Regions from separate parts of the Homo sapiens genome. Here region 1 is linked to region 2. The links are chromatin loops, found by intact Hi-C in ENCODE. Cell type or tissue: ovary. All regions are shown on one strand. Each heading gives the region's core, and the rest is flanking DNA. Links, peaks and the distances in the headings are about the cores only. Region 1 has its middle 370 kb from the start of LINC02207. Region 2 has its middle 58 kb from the start of RGMA.

Evidence for each region. Hi-C counts contacts between places; a loop is a spot of excess contacts. Peaks named below come from ENCODE experiments on the same cell type or tissue, not always from the same donor. Only the 100,000 strongest peaks of a DNase experiment are listed, where the experiment ranks them.
Region 1: a loop joins it to region 2, with 4 times the contacts of the local background. A loop is called at or near these places in 4 of 110 quality-filtered maps.

Annotation. Positions count from the first base shown.
Region 1 is chr15:93,484,919-93,487,820 of GRCh38, reverse strand. No RefSeq gene overlaps it. Among named protein-coding and RNA genes, the nearest start is that of LINC02207, 370 kb to the left of the region's middle. In ovary, for the core only: a CTCF peak has its summit at 1,564; a DNase peak (open chromatin) is centred at 1,810; H3K27ac peaks cover 2,458 bases.
Region 2 is chr15:93,029,299-93,032,200 of GRCh38, reverse strand. No RefSeq gene overlaps it. Among named protein-coding and RNA genes, the nearest start is that of RGMA, 58 kb to the left of the region's middle. RefSeq lists an enhancer at 1-210. In ovary, for the core only: a CTCF peak has its summit at 1,362 (motif pointing left); DNase peaks (open chromatin) are centred at 913, 1,370 and 1,711; H3K27ac peaks cover 1,296 bases.

The DNA of each region.
Region 1 (2,902 bases), core at 260-2,759, 460 kb before region 2:
GCAAATGACTTTGGGTAAATCACATAAACTCCCAGAGACCAAGGTAATTCACCAGTAAAGCGAGCCTAATTCCACCTGCCTCACAAATTTGTGCTGAGAGTTAAATAAAGTAAGCCAGAGTGTTTTATAAACCACAAGCACTTACAGTAGCATAAGGTATTATTAATTAGGATCAAATAAGATCTTATAACTGTAGTGTTTTGAGAAGCACATAGCACATGTGTCATTGAATTTCTTTTTCTTTTCTTTTTTTTTTTTTTTTTTTGAGACGGAGTTTTACTCTGTCGCCAGGCTAGAGTCCAGTGGTGCAAACTTGGCTCACTGCAACCTCTGGTGCACCTTGGGAGGCTCTGGTTCAAGCGATTCTCCCACCTCAGCCTCCCGAGTAGCTGGGAATACAGGTGCACACCACCACGCCCAGCTAATTTTTGGATTTTCAGTAGAGACAGGGTTTCACCATGTTGGCCAGGATGGTCTCGATCTCTTGACCTCGTAATATGCCCACCTCAGCCTCCCAAAGTGCTGGGATTACAAACATGAGCCACGGTACCCAGCCGTCATTGAATTTCTTATGCAGCCAACCATGCTGCGTGTATCTTCTACAATCAACCTTTAATGTCTCACACATTTTAGGGCTACCTCTTTTTATCATCACTGGGGAAAGACCAGAGGATCCTACACAGCAGGCTGCCTGAGCAGCTCAAGTTGCCTTGCACTGAGCGTGTCATAGGAAGCCTGGATGACACCAAGACTCAGCGACTGAGGAGACCTGGCCCGGCGCTACTCCTGTGTTGGGAAAGGTGGCATGGAAAAACGAGGAACTCCTTTCTGCTCGAGGAGTGATAAGGCGTGACAGCAAAAGAGGTTTTGTGTAATCTTCCCTTGCTACAGCCAAGCAAGTTCAGGGCCCAGGCCAAGACTTGTTCAACGAGAACCAGGTAGAACCTTTCAAGGCTAATGACACATGAGATTGACTTCAGACACAGTTTGATGAAGTTTCATTTCCTAAACCCAAGTTCATTCACCTCACTGCCCCACTTCGATCTGTCAGATATTCTAGAAGCACTCAGCTTTCTCCAAACTGACCCATGGATCCATAGCACAGTAGGCCATAAGGAGAACATACTGTCCAAACCTCTTCAAATGGCCCCAGCATGCCAGATGCCTTGACCAGGAGCGGTGGAAATAGCACTGGCATGTTCCACCTTTGGCCTTGATTTGTAGCAATGCACAGGTGGCGTCCACAGCACCCAGTGCCAACCCAGAGCACGAGGACACGGGCATCAATTTCACAGCCTGAGTTCCCTAAGGTAACTTTTATAACTCTGCTATAGTAGTTACTTTTCTAAAGGTCAAGATTTACATGTTTATTTTGACTAATGCTACTTGGAATAATCCAGATTGAGGAAAAAAGAAAAAAGAAAGAAAGAAATTGACAGAAACAGTTTAATCTTGTTTGCAAGTGAAATCTACAGCTCATTTTGGGAAATATCCTGTGAGAATTCTTCTTGATGTCATTGAGAGGGGGAAGAAAGAATGACTTTCAGTTCAGCATGGGACACCCAGGGGGCGGAAAACGCCAGTCCCACACAAGAACATCTGGTTGGCGAACACAAAGGAACATAACACCTGCGAACTCCTCATGTGTTTACTCTGTAACTAGTTGTCCATTATCCACACAAAATATGTTTTGGGGCTGGAAACCGGTTTGTTCCTGCCAAGAAAGTCTGGAGTGATAACGCAGCCTGTTTACCTTGGAATTCTCCCCATCCTAGCTAGCATGGGTGGACCCTGCTGAGCCAAGACAGCTTTGGAACATGTTTCTGCCTCATGCCTGTTTGCTGAGACTTCTATAAGTTTGGAGCTGGCAACTGGGACAGGGTGTTGGAGGATGAGTGTGTGGAGAATAACTGTTGGGCTTCAGGAGAGGGTTATGATATTATTTATTCCTCAGTGATGATTTCCTGGCAGGACTTTTCATGTCTTAGCCTCTGGAAGGAGTTGCATGTATCAAAAACAACACCAAAACAAACCATTTTAACACCCACACTTACAGGAAACTCTACCCCAGGGGTTGAGAGTTCTTCTAAAGGAAGAAGAAGGCCTGCCATGTGCAACTCTGCCCTTGGCAGTGTGGTTGTCAGCCCCCAGCACAATTTATTGGTCCTTCTTTGAAGCGCTCTTGGCCTCTAGAATGAAGCATCCCCCGAAGAGACCTAGCAGAAAGCAACCCTTGGCCGAAGAGTTCCCGCCATAATTCAGTCCCTCTCATTGTCAGGTGGGACGGCCAAACACAGCATCACTCCCTGTCACCACCTTGAGTCAAAATTTTAGCAGGAGACTAATGGGAACAGTGAATGCCATTGGCTTGGGGACAAATTGAAGCTTACAATGAAGAAGTGAGAAGAGGTATGTGGAAAAATAGCAGAACTCATATTTATTTGAGTCCTAGCTTTAAGCCAGTCTCAATGATTAGCACTTTGCATACTCTTTCTCGTATAATTTTCATAATAACTCTATTCTCCTACTAATTTTGTAGGCTAAAAAAGGAGGAACTCTCCCAGGGTCAAGTTATTTCGCCAAATAGAAAGGCTGGGGTTTCCACCCACATCTCTCTGGCTTTTTTCTGCTACATCACACAGTCTGCAAAATGAAGGTTGACAAGAACTGATATTCCTTTGCCTCCAAATATATCCAAAAAGTCCCATTGTAGTGCTGAGTTGCTTGTCTGTTTGTTTCAGATGGCTTAGCCAGGTCTCTATTCCTCTTTATCTCACCCTGAGAACAGGAAGAAAGTTAAAAGATCATGGGGATTGTGTTGAACTAGGAGTAAGAAGGGCTATGTCCCAGGCTTGCTTCTCTCACACTGCACTCAGGTCCTCAGTTCACACTTGTTTCACAT
Region 2 (2,902 bases), core at 189-2,688:
GCCCTCGGGTGGTCAGTGGGACTGGGCGTCGTGGAGCAGAGGGTGGTGCTCGTCGGGGAGGCTCGGGCCGCACAGGAGCCCATGGAGTGGGTGGGAGGCTCAGGCATGGTGGGCTGCAGGTCCCGAGCCTTGCCCCACGGGAAGGCAGCTAAGGCCCGGCGAGAAATCGAGCGCAGCGCCGGTGGGCCGGCACGGCTGGGGGACCGAGTACACCCTCCGCAGCCACTGGCCTGGGTGCTAAGTCCCTCATTGCCCGGGGCCAGCAGAGCTGGCTGGCTGCTCCGAGTGCGGGGCCCGCCAAGCCCACGCCCACCCGGAACTCCAGCTGGCCTGCAAGTGCCGCACGCAGCCCAGGTTCCCGCTTGCGCCTCTCCCTCCACACCTCCCTGCAAGCTGAGGGAGTGGGCTCCAGCCTTGGCCAGCCCAGAAAGGGGCTCCCACAGTGCAGGGGGTGCTGAAGGGCTCCTCAAATGCCGCCAAAGTGAGAGCCCAGGCAGGGGAGGTGCTGAGAGCAAGCGAGGGCTCTGAGGGCTGCCAGCACGCTGTCACCTCTCACCTGCACCTGTGGAGGCAGGAAGCGGAGCTAGAGAGGAACAGAACCTGGGTTTTCCGAGGGAGCCTCGTTCAGGTGGGGGCGCCAGGGGCTCTGACGGCATCTGTGGGATGCCTGGGGAAGACACCAGCAGGCATGGAGATGGGAACAGCAGAGCCAGAGATGGCCGGAATTGATTCTTGAAGACCACCAGGTGCTCAGCGGGCAGATGGAGGTGATGGAGGAGGAAGAAAGGGACCATGCCCTAGAGGCGGAGCTGGCCTCCTCCACCTGAGGCCGAGAGCAGCTGGGGCTGGTTGCAGTGAGGGGACTCAAGAAGGTTCGAGTGGCCAGCAGGGGCAGGTCACAGAGGGCCCCAGACCCAAACCAGGGCGCTTGGACATTAAGGTGAAGGTCACCGAGAACAGCCGGTGATGCCAGGGGGGCCTTGTGGCTCAGAAGGGTCCCTACAGTTGCCCCTCCCAGGTGGGAGGAAGGAGAGGCTGGACTGCAGAGCAGGACCCCCTGTGCGTCCCCGCACAAGGGCTGGAAGTAGGGATGAAGGAGGCTGGGGACGGGGCAGCCTGTCCCCTCGCGTCCCCTGCTCTTGGAGGGCAGTGAGGCTGCCTCTCCCTGCAGCCTCTGCCCCTCTCTTCCCCGTCCGTCTCCCTTCCTGCGGAAGCCACGTGGCTCCACATCTCCTGGGGTGTGGGGGGCTTTGTTGTGGGCTCCAAGGGGGAGAGACCCACCCGGGCAAGGGAAGAGCCCGGAACCTTCCCTGGGTTGGGTTTAGGTGTTGGGTGCCGGGCAGGCTGTTTGTGGAAATCTGCTGCCCTCTGCAGGATGGTTCTAGAACCACATTCGCTCAGGGGCCCTCAGTCTAGGCTTCAGAGAGTGGGAGCTGATCCCAAACACCGCACAGGCCCCAGTGCCACCCTTTGATCATGACAGCTGCCGAGCCCACCTGACATGCACCTCAGGGACCTCACTTGTCCCTGCCCAGCCTGGTGAGAAGCTGTCAGTATCTATTTGTAGTTAAGGCTTGGAGATAGAGAATGTGCTCCACAACACCAGCTGGTAAGAGACAGAGCCAATGTTCAAATCCAGTCTGTCCAGCCATGCCCGGCACCCACCCGCTGGCCCACGTGCCTTCCTGACCGCCCATCCTCATCGCCAGGGCTTGGCCGTCTGAGTAGGGGTTGAAGTTTGCCCAGATCCAGGATTTTCACGACCCTGTCCCTCTACCTCTGGCTGTTTTCTCCCTGGCACTCATGTGACGTTTGTCCTCTTACTGTTTGCTTCTCTAGGGCCCGCCCCCAACCCCTACCCCAGCTAGAATACCAACTCCAAGGGGCCAGGGCCCTTATCCTCCTGGTTCACTGCGCGGGTCCAGCTCCTGGAGCAGGACCAGCCCACAGGAGGGGCTGGAGACCTGGTTCAAGGAAAACGTCCTCTCCCATAACTGTCTGGTTCCAGCAGTGTCTCCCCCATGAGACTATGAGCTCCTGGGGGTTCTAGTCCCTGCTGGGCCTTCCTGCTGGGGTTTAGTCTCCCCGCACAGCAAGCTGCGGCTTTCCAGAAGCCCTGGCCAATGGGGCTCCAAGAGGGCAGCTCGCTTGTCTTGCAGTCTCTGGAGTGGGAGGTGCTGGGCCCGGTGCTCACCGGGCCTGCCCTCCAGGCCGGGCAAGCTCTGTCCTTAGTCTGCCTCAACCCATCCAGCTGCCCTCTGACTCAACCCTCTCCACCCATTCCCCAGCCAAGGACTTTGAATGCTGTCTCTTCCAGGTCGCCCTTAGGGTTACAAACCTTTTCCTTTTCCACTGTGCACACTCTCACTTAAAAACCGCATGAACCCAAGAAGCGGCCTCCTTCCTTTGCAGGTGAAGATGCAAGGTGATCACCCAGCTGAACATGGGGAGGGACCACATGGGGGCAATGCGCTGACTCGGGAGGCCCCTTTACAGCCCCCCAACGCCCCGAGGGCCACCACAGTGCCTGTGGTTAACGGGGCCCGTGTTTTAGCAACAATTCCTTCTTAGGTCACTAAAGAAATTAAGAGGAAGCTCACGTGTGATGTTCCGGAAGTGGATATTGTTCTGCCCATCTTCGAGGTAAGAAGCCTTTAGGCCATGGACTGGTCCATGTTCCCACACAAAGCCAGACAGCAGGAGGCTCAGCGCAAAACCAGGTGGCCTGAGCACACTGTCATCCACCACATCACACGCCAGCAGAACTGACCAGAACACCCCCAAGACGTCAAGCCTGGGGGAGGGGCCCACCGGCAGCAGCGGGAACAGCTCCTCAATTAGTGCCCAGGTTTCTGCAGGATGGAACTTTCACTGAATCCAGCTGCACCTTCTCCTCCCCACC